Regions from separate parts of the Mus musculus genome. Here region 2 is linked to region 1. A link is a loop called in an ENCODE intact Hi-C map of the cell type or tissue named here. Cell type or tissue: left cerebral cortex. All regions are shown on one strand. Each heading gives the region's core, and the rest is flanking DNA. Links, peaks and the distances in the headings are about the cores only. Region 1 holds the start of St3gal5 (ST3 beta-galactoside alpha-2,3-sialyltransferase 5). Region 2 overlaps Atoh8 (atonal bHLH transcription factor 8).

Region 1 (9,649 bases), core at 1,650-9,649:
TAAGCGTAGGCCAGGGAGTACTGTTCAGTGCAGAACATGTGTCTAATCAGCATAGGGCCCTATAATTTAAATACTCATCTTATAAACAGATAAAAATAGATTAATTGGGACTGGGGAAGTGGCTCAGTGGGAAAGAGCACTTGCTGAAGACCTTAGTTCAAATCCCCAAACCCCACATAAAAGCTGTGCATGGCCACCTGTACTGGAACCCCAGTGCTGCGGTGGGGGAAGGGCTGATTCCAGGAGCTTACTGGCCAGCCAGCCTAGCTACAAGTTCACTGAGAGATGCTGTCTCAGGGAATAAGATGAAGTGGCTCAGAGACACCCCCTGTCCCATCCTGACCTCCACATGCATGCAAAGACTTGCATATACTAGATGAATGTATACACAGAGTCCTACACACATGCACACACACACACACACACACACACATACACACACACACACACACTTTTTAAAAAATGTTTTCTGAAAATACATGATTGATTCTGTTTACAACTCAATTACCAAAACATTTTTCAATCATATTCCATCACTTTGAAGCAAGTGTTTTAAATGAAGTCTTCATTCTGTTATATAAAATAATAAGAAGAGCCGGGCAGTGGTGGTGCACAACTTTAATCCCAGCACTTAGGAGCCAGAGGGAGTTGGATTTCTGAGTTCAAGGCCAGCCTGGTGTACAGAGAAAGTTCCAGGACAGCCAGGACTATACAGAGAAACCCTGTCTCAAATAACAAAACAAAACAAAACAAAACAAAACAAACAAAAGAAAAGAAAAAGATGCCATTTCTATAGAAATGAATGAATGAAAGGTAACAAAAATAAAAATAGAGAAAGATGCATACTCAAGAATCTTTTTAAAAGACTTATTTTTAGTTTGTATGTATGAGTATTTTGTCTGCATGTATGTCTGAGTACCACATGCATGCAGTGGCCACGGAGGCCCGAAGAGGGCATTGGATCACCTGGAACTCGAGTTACAGGGACATGTCCACAGCCCCGTCAAGGATCTTTATAATTGGGTACCATGAATTGTTTTGCTGTAACAGGGTCTTATGTAGCACAGGCTCGCATCAAACTGGCTGTGTAGCTGAAGATGACCTTGAACTTCTGATCCTCTTTCGTCCACTCCAGTACACTGGGATTCATTCCATTCATGTACTACCCCACCCAATCGTTTATGCTGTTTTGATTAGTGATGGGCAGTTAGTTTTGTTCACCTTTTGTGTCATGAGATTATTATACAATAGTTTTGACTGTGGAGATTCTCTGAAAGGGTCCCGGAGACAACAAGGAGGACACAGACCGTATTTATCTTTTTTTTTTTAAACTTCAAACAGAACCCACCCAATAGAACCAAAAGTTAGACAAACTTACCAAAATAGAATATTGCAGCTCACAAGGGGAGGGTGAGAGGACGTCATTAGATTAACTAATGTAGTAAATGGAAAAAGTGAATTTAGGAAGTGGTAGCTGCTATCTCTGATTTATTAGTAGTCCTACTGTATGGTAGCCAGAGTCTGGAAGCTTCTCTGAAGCCACTCAGTAAACCATTGAAATCTAGTGGCTGATTCTAGTGTGTTATTTGGGGACTTTGGGAGCAGGTCTTCTTTTCCTTCACTAAGTGTCAACTAGGTGACAGAGCTCATGAATATTTGAAACAAATGTCCCAGGAGACTAAGACAGAAGGTAGAGTTCACTTCTTACACTTCATTGCCCTCAACTTACACCTACTCTTGTAAGGCAGGATGCTTCCAGCTTCCAGGACAGCCCTTACTGCTAAGAGGGTGGGGCTCCACACAGGGAGATGTGGGAGAGAACCAAGGCACAGAGATGTCAGAGCATCAGACCACACAGGCAGGCCTCAGGCTGGTCCAATAGTAGGAGAGTGAGCGGCTCTGCAATCTTTTTCCTGCTATAGTCATTCCAGGCAGCTAGCTAGTGTCTGACCAGCCTTGGCCAACCCACTGGCTTTAGCCACATGTCAGGCTTTCTTCCATCTTTTTTTCCCTTTCTAGACTATTTCCAGTGTCCTCGCTTTAAAATCATACAGATTTGTTGTTTTGGATAGCCATGAAAGTAGAATCCACCTACTCCGTTCTTTCCTATGTCTTTATTCTTGGCATTGACTACCCAGAGAGCATCCCCCAGTTCCCAGGCGACCATGTTCTACTCTCCACCCTGGAGAAAGAGCAAAGAGAGCAAGCTGCTGTAAAAAGGAAAACTGATAACGGCTCTTGGCTCAGGGTCTAGGATCTTCCTTCTCAAAATGAGAGGGTTATTGTTCGGTAAAAGATGGATAGCCATGCTTGATTGGGGCTGGAGAAGGGAGTTCTAAAAGCTAGCCCAGGGCCTCTTCCTGTTTGTACAGGCTGACAAGCTTCCACTACAAAGCTTCAATTTTCTCAGCTGATACACAGATCTAGCACGGGACCTTGAGCAGACCCAAAAAGGAGTTTGCTATGCAGTCACCAAGAAAACTGGAGCTGTTATCTTGGAAAGCGTGCCTCCTGACTATCAGAATGCCCCTTTGTGGTTAAATGTTCTTGAGGTCGAAGGCAAGCTATTCCAATATAACAAAGACTATGGCACTAGGGGATTTCCCACACACACATGCAGTAACAAAGGGTCTGCATCCTCAGAAGAACTTGGCTACATTATATCATTTACTCTGCGCTTTGGATCCCTTTCTTGTCGGCTTTTCTAGAAGATCATGGGGAAAAATATCCTAAAAGGGAGATCCAGTCCGGTTTTAGGCCTTTTTAATGCACCAATTTTGGGATTTATTAAATGTGTTTTTAAAAATCGTATGGCATTTCCTTTCCAAAATAAGGTGTGAGAGGCCAGGGCCTCTCTAGCTTTCAGACAAATAAGATTTGAGCGCTCCAAGCCCAGGTTCTGTTCCTGCTTCGGCCTCCAAATGACTTCAAAGCTACTCACCCTCAGTCCCACACAGACCTCAGTTCCTTCTCCTGTTAAAACAAGTTGGTTGGCTTTGGTAACTAGCACAGTAACAACCGTGTAGCCTAATCGTTCTCAACCTTCCTAATGCTGCGACCCTTTAATACACTTCCTCAAGTTGTGGTGGTAACCCCTGACCATAAAAAGTATTTTCGTTGATACTTCATAACTGTAATTCCACTACTGTTGTGAATCGTAAATGTAAATAAACGTGTCTTCCATTGGTATTAGGCGACCCCCAGGTTGAGAACCGCTGATTTAGCTTGTCCTGGTATTTGTCTCTTGGGTCTCAGGAACCCAGGACCAGTAATTACCTGAAGACCAGTGGGCAGCTGGCGAATAAAGCACGTGACTACGTCAAGCCCCTTAGTTCCCCAGCTCCGACTCCTAATTGGATGCTCAGTCAAAGCCTTTAACCGGTCCAGAGCCACCTTAGGTTCTCCGGAACGCCTTCCACTATCTAATCACGCGCAAGCCTGGGGAGAGTTGAAGAGATCCCCGAGCGCGGGGCACCCTCATCCTAGGCTGCCTGGCGCCCCACCTACTTCTCGGCTGGAGTTGTCCCGCTCCCCCTCGCACTAGCAGTCGGAGGGGGCGGGGGGACAGTCCGCTCGCAGGCGGGGCCTCGGCGCACTCTGATTGGTCTCCCTTATCCTCGTGACGCGCGACCCCGCCCCCGCCTACCCCCACCCCCCTCAGCATCCGCGCGGGGGAGCGGACTGTCCGGGGCTGAATTGGCGCGAGCGCGGCGCCGGGGGCTGGCTGGGGCGCGGGGCCCCGGGCTGGCGGCTTGCCAGCGCTCCCTCCCTAGCATGCACACAGAGGCGGTGGGCGGCGCGGCGCGGAGGCCCCAGAAGCTGCGAAGCCAAGCAGCGGCACCTGCCTGCCGAGGTACGTGGCGCAGCCCCCAGTCGGCAGAGCGGACACCGGGGAGCCCAGATAGCGGCGATCCGCCTTTGCGATACCCCAGGCCCAGCGGCTCCTCCCCAGCCCTGCGACGCCGGACGCGCCTGCTAGGGGACACGGGCGGAGGGTCGCGGCCCCTGGCTGCCTACATGGGCGCCCCCGGCGCAGCCTGCGCAGGTGTGGACGCGGCGCTGCGGGTAAGGATGACCTGCCCCGCGTGGCAGGTCCAGCCAGAGTGGCCCTCTTCACGTCGCTTGGTTCTGGGATTTTAATTCATTGCTGGAACCTTCTGAGCCGGCAGAGTCGAATAGACTCAGTGTCTCCCTTGACTGCTTTGGGGAACCTTGTACAGGGTAACTAGTGGCGCCTGAACCCTCCTGGTGCATCCATGTGGGTAGACGTGCAGTGTGAAAGTGGGTAGCTTTCTGCTGGCAGAAATTCACTGGTGACCTTCCCTGCCCCCTCTCTGCGGCCAGTCCTGCGGAGGAGACACATTGGGAGACCGTTTTGGTTTCTTGGAAATTTTAAGCTGTGTCCTGACGAGGGGACGCGTTCTTTGTGCGCTGTTTTATTTGTTTGTTTTGCGGAGAGGGTGTTAGAGAACAATTGGTAGGACCCCAGTAAATGAAAGCTCTTGTCCCTACTGCACATCAGCTGGATGACCTTGGCAGACACTGATATCCTCCTGTGGGGAGCTTGCTCTCCAGGTCTGTACTGGAAGACTTAACTTGCTGTTGGCTTGGGTCTCTTCCACAATGAGTTTGTGGTTTTAACCATTTAGAATAAATATGTCAATTGGCGAGAACTCTGTAGAATCACTAGCTGACTTGGAAATGAAATTTTTATACCTTTCCCCCCAGTAATTCAGTCTTAATTCACATATATGAATTTTGCCTTTGCAAAATTAGGTGTAAATGTAAGTAGATGTACTTAAAAGGAGGAAGAGGCATTTTTATGTGTTGTGCTTTTTCTGGGACCGATGGGTTTCAGGTTCCTTCAGCCAAGAGCTGTGCTGGGTTTTAGACTTACAAAGGAAGGAGACTCACACTCATCTCTGCCCTCTGGTGTCTAGCCAAGCCTTCCCTTGGTTTATGACTGTAAATCCTCTTCTACCTGCAGCCCTACGCAAATGCTGGGCCTGAGAAGAGGGATTTGTCTGCTGAAAGAAAGGACCAGAAAAGTAGGTTTTGGTTTCTTTTGTGTAATTCCATATCCTGACAGCTCAGAATGGTTTCTCACATTGCTGGTTGCAGGGCTAGGAATTGTCTGATTTCCAAGTTTTTGGTCAAGAGAATATTAATATGAGCTTCCAGAGCACTGTAGTCAGAGTGCTGCATCTCCTGACACTCATGTCTGCTATGTGGTCGGTGCTGTGGCTATCAGGCTGATAGTGTTTTCTTTGAGACTTGAAAAGAAATTGAGATGATTGGAGGTTTGGGTGGCTGTTTTGTTGGTTGGTCGGTCCGTTGGTTGGTTGGTTGGTTTGGGTTTTTGAGTCGGGGATAGCATGCTGTTCAGGCTGGCTTTGAATTCACTGGTGCATCCGAAGCTGGCCTTGAACCACTGATCCAAGTGCTGGGATCACAGACTTGTGCCAACATGCCTGGCTTAAACAGAGTAAGAGGAGGTGTGACAAGGCTTCTGGAAAATGGCATGCTGGGGGCTGGCAGGAAATTCTAAAAGCACACATTTATGATGATTCTGCAAATGCATTCAGCTTGACATACACTGGTCACTGCCCCATGTCATCAAAACAAGTCAAATGGGTGACTGGACAGGGAGGTAATCAAGAAACACACCTGTCGTTGGCTTGCCTCCTCCACCTCTTGCTCCCTTACTGGGCTTGCAAAGTAGTAGAGAATTAGCAGCTGTCTCTTGGCAGATTAATGGTGTGCTGGGTAGTTTTTAATGTCAACTTGATGTAACTTGGAATTATTTGAGAAAAGAAAGCATCATTTGAAAAAAAATGCCCTTACCAGATTGTCCTGGAGGCAAGCCTGGGAGACAGTTTCTTAAGTGGGGAGGGCCCAGCTCATTGTGGGCTAGTGGTCCTGAGTTGTATGAGAAAGAAGGTTTAGCAATCTCTGGGGACCAAGTCAGTAAGCAGTGTTCTTCCATACTCTCAGCATCAGCTCCTGCCTCTAGATTCCTGCAGTGTATCAGTTTCTGTCCTAACTTCCCTCAGTGATGGACTGCAACGTGGAATTGTAAGCTGAAATTAAACCCTTTTTTTTCTCCCAGTTGCTTTGGGTCATGGTGTTACAGCAGTAGAAACCCTAACCAAGACATGTGGGGAGGAGAAAGAGTCACCCTCCACGTCTATCTAGCTTTAGAGGAGGACTTTATTCTGCTCTGCTTATGGAACCAAGAGAACAGCCGTCACCCTCCAAGAGCATGCTCTTCATTCCAGTCTGGCTGGGAAGGCTTGGCATAGAAACAACTGGGAATATATAATATATATATATATATATATATATATATATATATATATATATATATATATATATACAATAACAGCGGAGGATGGAGAAGCAAGGACTGGATCAGCGTGGGTGGCAGGTGTTAGCAGAGGGGGTGTGGGAGGAAGCCATAAATATGGATGGTGGCATTAGAGCTCTCCCGGGAGAGAAACCCAGGAGCACTCCCATAGAGGGAATTAGTGGGGTGTGTGAAGGAGCAGGGGGAAAAATGAAGTGAGAGGCTCCATCAATCGGTATTAACTTACCTGAACACCAGATGAGGTTTGTTCCTCTTTAAATGTTGTGTAGGTACTTGGAGCACGTTTGTTCATTTCAGCACTTGGGAGATAGAGGCAGGGGGATAGGAGGATTGGGAGTCCAAGATCAGCTGCTGCTATAGAGCAAGTTAAAAGTCAGCTGGGGTATAGGAGATGCTGTCATGATAGATACACACACACACACACACACACACACACACACACACACACACGAAGCCAGTGAGATGGCTCAGTGGGCTAAGGTGCATGCTGCCTAGTGACCTGAATTCAGTCTCCAGAGCCCACACAGTAGAAGGAAAGAACTAACTCAGTTCTCTCCTGACCTCCACGTTTAGAAACGTGTGTAGGGAAAAGCAGAGCCACCTAAAGTAACATGTGCCACCCTCAGATCAAGGGACAGAAAACACCAGGACCTGTGTCCTACCCAGTCAGTCACCGCCTCTCCTAGCAGTTACCCTGGTCTGACCTGCTTCTCTCACACCGTGCTGACTTGGAAACCTGTGGCGTGTGTCTTCCTTTATAAGCACTAAGTGACAGGGAAGGAGCAGGGAACCCCGTGCTGCCTGTGGTTCAGTGCTGTGGCTCGCGGTGGTCACAGGGTAAGTTTGGTGCCTCTTGTCTGTCATCAGTTGTTGAATGTCAAGCAACTTCCAGTGTTTGTCCGCCCCAGGTAGTGCCGCTGTCACTGCTCTGCAGGTGCCTGGCTTTGGTAAGGCATGCCTTGAGTGTGTTATGGGAACCTGCAGGGCAGTAGGACACACACCCCCACCCCACCCCCCAGGCAAAGCTCTTTTAGTCTAGTCTCAGAATGAACCATGGCGGGAGCTCCTTCATCCTCAAGGATGAAGGCAGCAGTTCCAGATGATGGTGCTGGCGGTGCTTTTTCAGTAGGAAGTCTCTGCCAGGCCCTGTTCTATGCGGCCCCAGGAAGATCAGTCCTACAGAGTCCTGGCTCTCCTTGGGTCTTAGCACAGGGCAGGCTGAGCTCCAAGAGCCTCTTGAAGTGGAGAATGTGTCTAGTTGACCACTTAGTTTGCTCTTAGTCTCCACCCAGCTGAATGCAAACAAACCTCCACCCAGTCTGTTTCACTTACCTACAGGAAAAGCCTTTTCTTGCTTGAGTTTTTAAGCAATAGAAAGCATTTTGACAATACGCAGGGGTGAATTTTTGGATCATGAATGAACCCCTGTACTCTGGCATTCTCTTTTCCCCCTCAGGTTTAAAACCATCCGGGGTTATAATAGGTTGGTATCATGTGACTGGGTTTGATAAGCTCAACAAACAGCGTGTGAAAGGTCTACTTTATGAATAATAAATACTTAAGTCTTTTTGAACATTGAAGCCACTTTTAAAGGTGTTTGTTTTCAGGCAAGGGTTCGTAAAATCCAGTCTGGCTTTGAGTTTTGACTCCCACCCCCCTTCCGCCCCCCAGTGCTGTGGATTACAGGCCTGTAGTACCATAAGACTATCATTGTCATAATGGTGGGCTTATGTATATCAAGAACCAAGTGTTTCTCTTAGAGGTTGTCACCATCCTTCCTGGCTGTCCTGTCCCCTCATCTGTCTTTTCAACGTCTTCTAGCTTGCTGTTATTCACCCCTGCGTGTTTATTTCTCTCTTTATCTGGACTGGCAGGCAGCGAGAAGTTCAAGGGGATGAAGTGGCTTCTGATCTTCCCTTCTCTTTGCTTGCCATTTTCTGCAGTTGAGATCTTAGTCAGCGAGGGTTATCTGCTGGCACAGGCTGCCCCTATCTTTATCTGTATGTTCCTTCTGTTTGGGTGCTCTCCGGTAGAAACAACCTGAGCCATACCTATGATTTAAATTTTTCTAGTAGCCTCCCTTATGGAAAGGTAAAAAGAAGCTGGCAGGGACTAGAGAGCTGGCTTTGTGGTGAGAAAGCTTGCTGCTTTCACAGAGAACTGGAATTCCATGTCTAGCATCTAAGTCGGGCAGCTCGCAACTGCCTGTAACTCCAGCTGTGGATCATGCTGTGCCTTCTGCCAGCCTCTGCGGGCACGTGCACTCACATGCACATACATACCCACGCGTGTGCTACACACGGAATTACAAAATAAAAGTAATGGCTGGCAAGTTGGCTCAGTGGGCAAAGGCCTCTGCTGCCAAGTGTGACAACCTGAGTTTGATACCCAGGACCACCATGCTGGAAGGAGTGAACTCAGAAAAAGAGGTCTCCACATGCATGATCTCCACGTGTATACCATGGCATGTGTGCATCCACACACACAGACACACACACACACAGACACACACACACACAGACACACACACACACACACACACACAAAGTAATAAAATGAAAAATAAGAATAAAAACATAAATCTTTAAAAAATTAAAAAGAAACAGGTAGATTCAAGTTTCCACTTCTCTGGAAGATATTGACTTCTAAACTCACACGCACCTAGAGCCCACAGCTTCTAACCATATGTAATTCGTTAATGAATATTTTATAATCGGTTCGTCATACTCAGTCTTCAAAGCCTGCTCCCCGCTCCCTCTCTTGTAAACCATGAGAAGTAGTTTTCTCAGTCTGTCCTCACTGGGTGTAGAAACGTTACATAGACTAGCTCATTAGATTTCACCATAGCGCTGTGAGCTTGGTACCATTATCCTATCCCTCCCGTTTTATAAAGAAGGGTGTTAAGGTCAAAAAAGAGGTAAGAAGTTCCAGAGGGCAGAGCTAGGATTCAGACCTAGGCTTGGAGATAGTAGATGAGGCTACGGTTCCCATGTCTTTGCAGCAAATAATGTATTCCGATCCCTCAGAAGATATCCCATCAGAACTTGGGTCTCCGTGGTCAGCCTTCTGTCTCATACTACCTCATGAGGGGATGTCTCCATCTGTAGTCAAGCCTCAAAAGAGGTTTCTTCAACATCCAGTTCCACTTAGAAAAATCCCTCTTATTCCTCCAGTATCATTTCAGCACCTCTGGTAGGGACTGCTCATTTCTCTGTCAGCCTCAGGATATTGTCCCTCTTGGGCTGGGCCCTTCAAACATTATCCTCAGACTTCTCCAACCAG
Region 2 (9,749 bases), core at 1,056-9,055, 120 kb after region 1:
CGGTGCCAAGCAGTGGCATCAGAAAGTCTGTGTTAGAATTCTGAGATCCATTCGACTACCTAAGCAAGTCAGCTGACTCTTCCTGGGCAACTCAAGGTCAAGGCCATGAGCATCACCCGTCCGCACAGGTCCCTGGGTCCCTGCCCCTTATGGGACTCTTTGCCCTAACACTAAATAGCCTCCACTTCTGGGCCGTCACCATTACCATTCTCCTTCCCTGACTCTGTGGCCCTGGTCACCTCTGCCCCTGCTCCCAGAGCTGGCCTTGATACAACAGGTTGTTTCTGTGTCGCTGCTTCGATCCCAGGCACCTGGGAGTCCAGGTCACAAGGTCAGCATCTACAACAAACTCCTGTCCAAGAGAGCCCTCCTCTGCACTGTTAGCTATCACTTTCGTGTCATTTAGCTCTGATCGCCAGGGTGGGGCCTCTGTTTGTTTTATTTACAGAAGTATTCCTAGAGCCAAACCCAGCAGAGCAGGGCACTTACTTAGGCTTAAATAAAGTGCAGGGCCCTTTTGGTCATCTTCATCATTCTCTGCATAGGGATCTAAAAAGACTGAAGTAAAAATTTTATGGGCTGGTCGTATAGCTCAGTTAGCAAGTGTTTGCCTAGCATGCACAAAGCCCCAGTCCCGTGCCCAGCATGGCAGAAACCGGCTGGGTTGGAACTGTCTGTAATCTCAGCACTAGGGAGATGAAGACAGGAGGTCATACTCCACCAAGTCTGGAGCAAGTTTGGAGTTACATGGTTCAAAATGTAAATACGTGTAAGTTAAAATTAACACGTGCAGGTGGAGGAAAGTACAAAGTGGTCCGCCCTTTTGCAAAGAATCCTTCTGGTACCAACCCATGTCCTTCCTGTTCAGGGTGTTAGGGACCAGGAGAGCATCAGAGCCTGTGGTGGGAGGGGGACTCCCAGAAGTGGCTGTCACCACCCCCAGGTGGGCTCTGAGTGCCTTGTTCCTTGTGATGGCACGCATGTGTCTCTGTCCTCCCTGCCATGGTGCAACCATTTCTAAGATTCCTGATGGATGGAGGGCTTGTAAAACCATCAGCGAACAGGCTTCTGTTGGTATATCCTGCAGGAAACCTCCATCTGATCCTGACAGATGTGCCATACACCTGGCATGGGGACACGGACACACACACACACACACACACACACAGAGAGAGAGAGAGAGAGAGAGAGAGAGAGAGAGAGAGAGAGAGAGCAAGCTATTAACAAAGAGAAAGTTGGACTTGAGATTTCTTCCTCTATCAGAGTCAAGTTCTTGGGAAACACCCCAGGCTAGTCTGACACTTGGCTTCTGGTCACTTTTCAGATGGAGCAGCCATGCCCTCCAGGGCCCCTTCTGACTTGCATTTCAGAAAACCTTTTCACAGCTGTTGTGCCCTCCGGGCCCCCTGGTCTCTGGGCAGCTGTATCTGTATTTTGGGAGGAAGGTGCTGCCTGCTGAAGGCAAGTACCAGAGCTCAGGGCATACACAAAAAGCTGTGCTGAAATACAGGTTCCTAGCCCCGGAACGAACACTGCTAGGTGGTCCAGAGAGAGGGGTGTATCTAGGGTGGCGGTAACCTGGTGTAGCACCCTGCGTAAGTCCTGCCCGGCCCTACCCTGCGGAGGCCACGGGGAAGACTGTGTTATCTTGAGCCTGTAAGCAATAGAAATCTCAAAGGGTGGTGGGACTTTTAAAAAATAATGTGAGAGGATTTGGCAGACTGTAAGCAACTATCCCCTGTAATGAGCCAAGAGGTCACTGTGTTCAAGGGACCTGAATGTCACCAGTGGAAAATGGGGCTGTGGCACCAGCTTTGTAAGGACATAAGTAAGATTAAAGAAGCCAGGGAAACAGTTTTCTGCCACTGTGCCCAGGGCTATAACACTGGTTGGCTCCACGAAGAAGAAAAACACCCTGTCACAACTGGAGTCAAGTCTCCTGGGCTAGGCTATGTGGGGACTGCTCGGCTGCCCTCCCAGTAGACAAGCTCAGATGCTTTTCTCAGGTTCAATGGGAACAAGTCCTCAGAGAAGGAGGGATCTATCTAGGACAGACTGCACTAATGAAAAGAAGCCGTCATCCTGGTCTTGTTGAGAATGAAGTGCCTTGAAACTATGGCAGCCACTGTGTAGTCATGGGGAGCAAAGAAAAAGAAACATGGATCCCCAGAGCAGGAACAGGCTGCTCTCCAGGACCCATGAAGAAACTGGAGGAGAGATTGGGGCGGGGGGGTGGGGGCTTCATGGAGAAACTGGGCCTTCCTCAATGGGTCAAAGTAAGGCAGAGCGAGATCAAATGGCTAGGAACACAGTTATAATAAACAAGCAAACATGTGCACGAAGCAGGAGCTCCTGGCCAGGCGCTCTGTGAACACTGAGATACAAGGGACAAGATACCCAGGTGGCTGCGTCTGGGTCAACAGGGGTCAGGGTACAGACAGTAGGGTGTTCTGTTGAGTCTGACCTATGCCTATGGAGAATATGTGGGGGCTGTGGACTGAACCCTGGCCCTCTGGAAGATGAGCCAGTGCTCTTAACTTCTGAAACCACTCTCCAGCCAAGCCTGAGACTCTTGAACAAGATCTCATGGTCCCCAAAGCACCACTGAGACCCCGACTCCCCCCGCCACCAGAAGCCACACAGGGAGGGCCCAAGGGCTGGCGCCAAGCCTCTCTGGACATGAGATTAATGACCCTGAAATTATGATAAAATAAACGTTTGGTCCTGCCCTGTCTGCCCAAGTGTAGGTGGGTGGAAAACAGTGGAAAAGACAGGAAGAAAGGGGTGAGGGATTTGAAGAAAGCACAGAAGAAACGGGACCCAAATGGGAGGCTTGGGAAAAGCAAGCCACTGGCAGTCACTTCATACTGCTAAGTGAGGGGCCTGCTGGCTCTGGGGTCTGAAGGGACAGCAGGAAGGGAGCTAATGACAGAGAAATGCAGGGACCTGAGGAAGGAAAACCCTGTCCCCTGTCCCCTGCCCCAAACCCATCACAGCACTAATACCAGAAGCACACCCTGGCCATCCACTCCGGGGCAGTCTTGACCCCATTCCCTGTCTCAAGGGGTACCAGGAAGACAGGAATCCCTGCTTCTCTCTCTTTTCATCCCAGCTGCTAGTCCTGCCCCAGGATCCCACAGCCCAGGACAGGCCACCTGGTGACTGTTCCCAGAAGGTGCCCAGATTCTGAGCAGACATGTCCCAGAAGCCTTTGGCGACAGTGGCGGCAGCCGGTTCTTTAAAAAGGCCTCACGTCATGCCTCAGTCAGCTGTGGGGGCCCAGGCACTGGGGTGTTTACGGCTACCACTGTTCTCCCAAAAGCTCCTCTGTGCCGCCCCTCTGATGAGCCAATGGATGTGTCTCTGTCTCTTCCCTCCTCTGTCTTCTGCAGGTCTCACCCCAGCCCCTGCAGACACAGTGCTTGCTTCTTCTGGAAGCTGGGGTCAGTCAGGGTAACAGTGGGATGACTTTGCAGCTCAATGCTACTATTTGGTTAGAACTCCAACCATGACAAGTTACCAGGCCACACTTTTGAAGATGACCTCAGCAATTACAGGTCAGGACCTGGCCACACTGATCCAGACACACATCCAGACACACGCACACGTACACAAGGACAAACATCAGAGTATCTTCCTCACTTACCTCTGGACAATATTTCCTTTCTTTTTGAGACAGGGTTTCTCCCTGAACCTTGTCATTTCATTGTCACATGCTGCCACACTCAGTTTTTTATGAGTCTACTGGGGTGGGAACGCTGGTCCTCACCTTTTCATAGCAAGCCCTTTACCCATTGAACCATCTCCTTAGCTACTGTCCTCCCATTAGACTCCCTGACCCTCTTGCTTGCCTGTCTCTTCCAGCCCAGAGGAAAACAGTCCACTATTCCCCGGATTAACAGCTTTGAGCTTTAAAAAAAAAGTTGTCAATATCCTAAGAACTAATTAGGTGGCCTTCAGGTACTCCAAAGAAGTAAGAAATGACACCTGGTGTCAGAAGAGGAAGAAACAACACTGAAAGCAAACAAGGGGGTGGCGGGGGGGGGGGGGTGGATAAAAACCAGAGATAAAAAGTCAAGAGCAAACAGCGGCGCCTGAGAAACACGAACTGCAGCCGCCAAGTTTTACGGCATCCAGCCCTGTTATTCATAAGCGAGTTTCCTCTCTCACAAAGAACCTTTTGCACGGTTTTCGCTGTTGCCTCCAAACCAGCTGCTCGCGCTGTTGTATCCTGAGTGATGATGAGGTTCTGAAAGGGCTTTCTGGGAACAGATGGCCAGGGGAGAGCTGGGGAATGTGCCAGCGGAGGGCTGGGCGAGCTGCCAAGGCCTGCGGTGACTGAGTTCTTGGGCTTCCAGCTCGCGTGCTTTCCCTGCCCTCTGCCCTCCGTGGCGCCAGCAGGCCTTCCCAGCGAGCGCTCGGAACATCTGGAGTCTGGGGTTGCCAGGAGGGGGGGCGGGCGGCCTGGGGGGGGGGACCCGCTGTTCCTGCGGAGCTCCCATAGACTTGCAGGCAGGCAGGCCTCTCCCAGCAGCTAATCAAAACCACAGCACCGAATGGGAACCAGGCGGCGCTCCCAGCTGCAGCCGGAGGCCGCCAGGCGACTTAACCCGGTGTCAGGCCTCACTGGCGGCGCAGCCCTGGGGGTACTCGAAGCTGATGACACCCCCTCCCCCGCCCCGAATCCAGGCCCACCCCACTCCTTGCCACCACCAGCGGGCTATTGGCTCCCTGCAGCTAAATGGAACCTCCACGTGCTGCAGATGCCTATTTACATAAGGGTTCCAAGTGGGTATAGCACAGGACATAGCCATAGCGTGCTGGCTGGGGGGTGGGGGTGGGGGGGCACTCCTGGGCAATCTTCAGGGGAAAAGAGGTTGTGGGTTTTCAACCAAAGAAAGGGAAACCTAGTTCCTAGCCCTAAGGCACATGGCTTTCTCTTGGCCTCAGTTTCCCTTCTGTGCAATGGGGGCCAGGGGGCACTGCTTCCGACTCCAGGAGTATTACTGACAAGGAGTAGAGATGGTAGATACAGTGCTTGGTGCACAGTATACCTCACCATATGGATGGTGTCTGTTGATGGCGGTCTGTTTATTGGCATTCTTTTGAGCCAAATGTTGCCTAGATTTCTTGATATAGATCCACGTCTTTTGAAATCGGGGATTTATGGACTGGCTGCTTGCTGGCCTCACTTTAAAGGGCAGGATCAGCGCTTCAGATTCAAGTGCTAGAGATTCGAGAATCCCTAACCTGAAAGATCCCCATCTGTCCACCCTGGGTACCTTCCCTGTCTTGAGATGTTCCTTCCCAGGACTAAATATGAACTTGTCATTTTGTGGCTGTACATTCAGAGATTCCCTTTCTGAGAAAAGGGCAACCCCTTCTGACACAGGGTTTTGTTTAATCTCCTCAGCAAGGCAGAAAGGAAGGTATGATGTTCCTGCTTTATGGGGGGAGAGTCCTGGGGACCAAAGAGGTTAAGTAACAAATCCAGGGTCACCAAGAAGAAGTACGAATGCCAGGATTTAACACCTTGTCCCGTCCCAACATCCTGTTTTGTTTACTTCACAATTAAGCATGCCAGAGAAGGCAACACCCATGAGAGGTGTAGAGCTCTCGGGGGGGGGGGGGTGTTTCACCCCAACTCTACACAGCCACCCTTCTGAACCATCCACATCCTAAGCACAGTGAGTTCTTGCAACAGAGATGGGTCTCATGTCTGAGCATGCAGGGCAGTTGCTTTTTTTTTCTCGCTCAAGGCTCTGAGTCTCTCTCTCTCTATTCACACCCAGCACTACAGGGTGAAAGGCAGAGTTCTGATCCACAGAGCTGGGGTAGCAGCACCCCAGCCTCTACCCGACCTCAGACCACCCAAGTAACATCACAGGCCACTGCAAGGAAAGCCGGCCAGAGCTCACCTGGGAGGCTTCCCAGCTAATGATCCCTCCAAGCCAGGCCTTGCCAGACTTGTGGCCTAACGGTGTCAAATGTGAGAGAAGAAACAGCAGCTGAGAGGAGGCTCCATGTTGGAACAGCTGGCGACAAACATCTATGTAATTGGAATGCCAGAAAAAATAAATTGCATCCATTTTTATGACTGGAAGGGAATTGGGTGGTACTTTCCCACCCACCTCCCCCACCCCCTTTCCCCAGCATAGATGGACTCAACAGACTTTGAGAGCAAATGGCATTTAACTCAATGACTTAGCCTAGAGGATCTGGACTTGAGAGCTCGCTGGCCTGCCTGAGTTCCATGTGGGTAGTAATCAGTGCCTTACAGAGGGGGACAGCCAGGCACAGCAGTAGTGACCACTCATGTGGCAGGCTGGGGTAGATTAAGCTAGGCCAGTGCCCCCAGTGGGTCTCAGGCCCACGCGGAGCTGGGAGAGCTGGACCCAGGCTAGGAGAGCTTCTTGAGACTTTGTCACACACCTGCCACACACCTTCAGGCTCTGTGAACAGCCCACAAAGCCCATGGTCCAGAGCTCAGCCACCTAGACACAAAGCAGTCCTGGACGAGCAAAGCTCACACTAACTCTTCTCTCTTCCCCACTGACAACCCCCCCCCCCAAATCATCTGCCCTTGGTCTGTTCCCAGAATTGATATTACACGGCTCTATTACTGAGACGACGGTCTTTCAGAGGACAGAGTCTGGTGCCCCACCTGCTATCTCTTTAAAGAGCTTCCCTCTTCTCCCAGATGGCAGTAAACAGCAGAAGGATTAAAGCTTTGCCTGCTTAAGAGGTCACAGACGCCAGGGCACCCACACTCAAGAGACACCTCTCCATTTCCTTAGCCCTACAGGCCACACAGGCAGGCTGGCACCCTGAGTTCCTCAATGGAGTGAGGGCTACTTACCCTACTATCCCACCCCACCCCTCTGCTGTGAGCAACTAAGGCAGGGCCTCAATGGCCATTCATTACCAAGACTCCAAAAACTCTATCGAGGACAGCAGGAGACAATGTTACTGAGTTACTTGTAATCTCTGGAAGAAAATGTTCTAGACTAAGGATACAGGCTCTCCTATTCCCATAGGAGTAGGAAGCCGTACAGAGACCAGTTATGAAGGGACAGGTCTGTCCCCCTTCTTGTTCTCCACCTTCCTCCTTCTGAGAGGCCCCAGAAGCTGCCACCATAGAGACAGAAGCTACAGGAGTGTGGCGCAGGGCCAGGTGCTTAGCTGCTCTGTCTCCAGCACAGCAGACTTGGGACAGTTACTCCGCAGAGCCTTTCCTCCCCCAGTCCTCTCTCTCTGCTGAGCCTCTGACAAGGCTCTCAGCACTGCTAAGGCTTATTTATGCATTGGGTGGGAACTCGAAGCTAGGACAGGAAGAGTGGCTGATGAAGGGCTGTGATGGATAGAGACTAAGGCCTGGGGAGTGAGCAAAACTCGGTGCTGATTCTGGTCTTAATACAGACAGTGGCAGGGTGGCTCACGGGGTGGGTGGGTCAGGAGCCCTGGACTCAGGCTCTCAAACCGATATCCTGAAGAAGGGTCACCCAGCCCCCGTGTTGGGGACATGTTTGCTCATAGAGCCATCTCCCAGGTCAAACTGTCACCAGTCACGTTGGCCAGGACCTCCAGCATCTCAGGCAGAGCTGGCATCTGCTCACAGACACAGCAGTCTCCATCCACGGCCCCTCAGCCTTACTCAGCCTCTTGCTGTCCTTCCTGGTGGTCTCACATCTTAACTGCTCTTTCCACTTAAGGCTTTGGGAGGCCGGGGGGGGGGGGCTCACTCTGTAGCCAGGGTTGGCCTGAAATTCTTGGCAATCCTCCTGCCTCAGCTCCCAGAGTGCTGAGCTGGGATTACAGGTATGAGCCATCTTGCTAGACACCACGTGAGCCTTTAAGCATGAGCTGAGTCAGGCGGCCCGTGAGACCACTCAGAGGGTAGAGGCACTTGCTACCAACCCTGATGAACTGAGTTTAGTCCCTGGACTTTATGTGGGAGTAAAGGAAGAACCAGCAAGTTGTCCTCTGATGACCTCCACGCGCATAGCACAGTCCCTCCCCGCCTCTGTGAATTAATTTTCTCAATGCAAATGAATGGTAATGGGATTTCAACATGTGCCCTCAATTACATGTATTGGAAACTCAACTCCAAATCTCATGTGCCAATAATATGGAGGCAGGGACTTATGGGAGTTAATTATATGTCATGAGGTCATCAAGGTGGATACCTCGGGACAGTACTGGCTTTGTAAGTGGGAGAGAAACTTGATCTAGCATGCTTGCTATCTGACTGTGCGATCCCCTTGACCAGGCAAGATAGATGAAGCAAGAAAGTCCATATCAGAAACCAACACTGGACTGACTATTGCACTACCCAGCTCCAGAACCAAGAGCTAAAGAAACTTCTATTCTTCAGAGACTACCCAGCCTCCAGTATAGGGACAGAGGCAGAGGGGTAACTATGAAGCTATCCCCAAGGGACATGAAAGGGCAAACAAACAGCCATGACTTGGCCTTGGGAGGAAGGGGCTGGGAGGTGAGTGTAGCCTGAGATGGTCAGCTCTTTTTCCATGGAGGAACAGCAAGGGTCCCTCGTGTTTCTGAGCTGCCCATAAGCCAAGTGGAGGGCATACTTTCCTGATGTCACTCAGTACTTGGCAAATAGGGCCATGACTCTATCCCAGGGCCTTCTGGGGGCTGATGCTAATAACAAGCCCAGGGCATGGAGGACTACTCCAGTCCCAGAAAGGGCAAAGCAAACACCTGCATGCAAAGTTCCAGATCTCACCCCTGTACTCTAAGGCCTGACAGGGCTCTGAGCAAATCGTCCCAATCCTCCCACCTGCTGAACAGACTCGACTATATCCATCCCTGACTTCCCGGTGTCCTCTGATGGCTGAGAAGAACAAGAATTCTTCCTTAAATGTTGTCTTTTAATTCTCATTATCCTTGGCTTCCAAATCCTCCAACCACAATGGCCTGTTGCCACTAGGTGGCAGGGACAGTGTGGCAAACTATTTTGTGTCTATACCCCCATGTCTGTCACAAAGAGGGTCCTGTACAGGGAGTAGGTATACAGAGAAAGACTTTAAGATCCCTTCCATCCCATGTTTAAGGACTCCTGCAGTGGTCACACGCTCTAGAGAGGTGTCGTATATACCCGCTGAAGCAGGAAGTGTTCTTTGGAGCCTGCCAATGTCCCAGGCTGTGACAATGTCCCTGGAGCTGAAGCACAGCCTCTGTCCCCTTTTGCCACATGAGGCTTTTCAAAGAGGCAGTTCTGCACATAAGAAGGGGGAAGTCGGGCCTGGGAAGCACACCCTGGAGGCCACGAGAACCAAGGAGACCAGTGAGGGTCATTACTTTAAGTGGATAGGGCATATCTAAAGATGCACTTCCTGTTCAGACCTTTGCATCCCTTGCGCTCCCCATCCCCCACCCCAACCCCTACCTCAGAGCAAAGGGAAGGCCCCCTTCAACCAGTCACCAAGCAGGCAGGTCCGCCCTCCTTTTGGCGACCCGTGAACACAACATTTTATCTTTCAGGTGGCCCTAAGTGGGTGCCCCACTAGTTGCAGCTGTCAAGGAAGCTGGACAAGTCAGGAAATGGGTCTCAACTGCTAGGTGACAGGCAGGGCTGTCAGATAACTCCATTCCCTCATTTACGCCACAGGGAGGTCTCTATGGTTTCTTAGCCTTGAGGTGATTTCCCAGGGCTCCAAATGCTTGGCTCTGCGGGGCATCCTCACTGCTGGTCTTTCCTCCCTGGTTCTCTGGCTGGGGCTGGAGTG

What was found. Hi-C counts contacts between places; a loop is a spot of excess contacts. Peaks named below come from ENCODE experiments on the same cell type or tissue, not always from the same donor. Only the 100,000 strongest peaks of a DNase experiment are listed, where the experiment ranks them.
Region 2: a loop joins it to region 1, with 2.4 times the contacts of the local background. A loop is called at or near these places in 2 of 42 quality-filtered maps.

The regions. Positions count from the first base shown.
Region 1 is chr6:72,093,930-72,103,578 of GRCm38, forward strand. St3gal5 (ST3 beta-galactoside alpha-2,3-sialyltransferase 5) reads left to right here and starts at 3,679. Exons shown (of 7, transcript NM_001035228.2): 1 at 3,679-3,853. The coding sequence starts at 3,775. In left cerebral cortex, for the core only: CTCF peaks have their summits at 3,862 and 4,925 (motif pointing left); DNase peaks (open chromatin) are centred at 2,046, 3,633, 4,221, 4,499 and 4 more places; H3K4me3 peaks cover 4,162 bases; H3K27ac peaks cover 3,700 bases.
Region 2 is chr6:72,212,523-72,222,271 of GRCm38, forward strand. All of the region lies in intron 2 of Atoh8 (atonal bHLH transcription factor 8), which reads right to left. Among named protein-coding and RNA genes, the nearest start is that of Gm52906, 14 kb to the right of the region's middle. RefSeq lists an enhancer at 2,664-6,306. In left cerebral cortex, for the core only: CTCF peaks have their summits at 4,566 and 8,943 (motif pointing right); DNase peaks (open chromatin) are centred at 3,233, 4,279, 5,050 and 7,220; H3K4me3 peaks cover 423 bases; H3K27ac peaks cover 760 bases.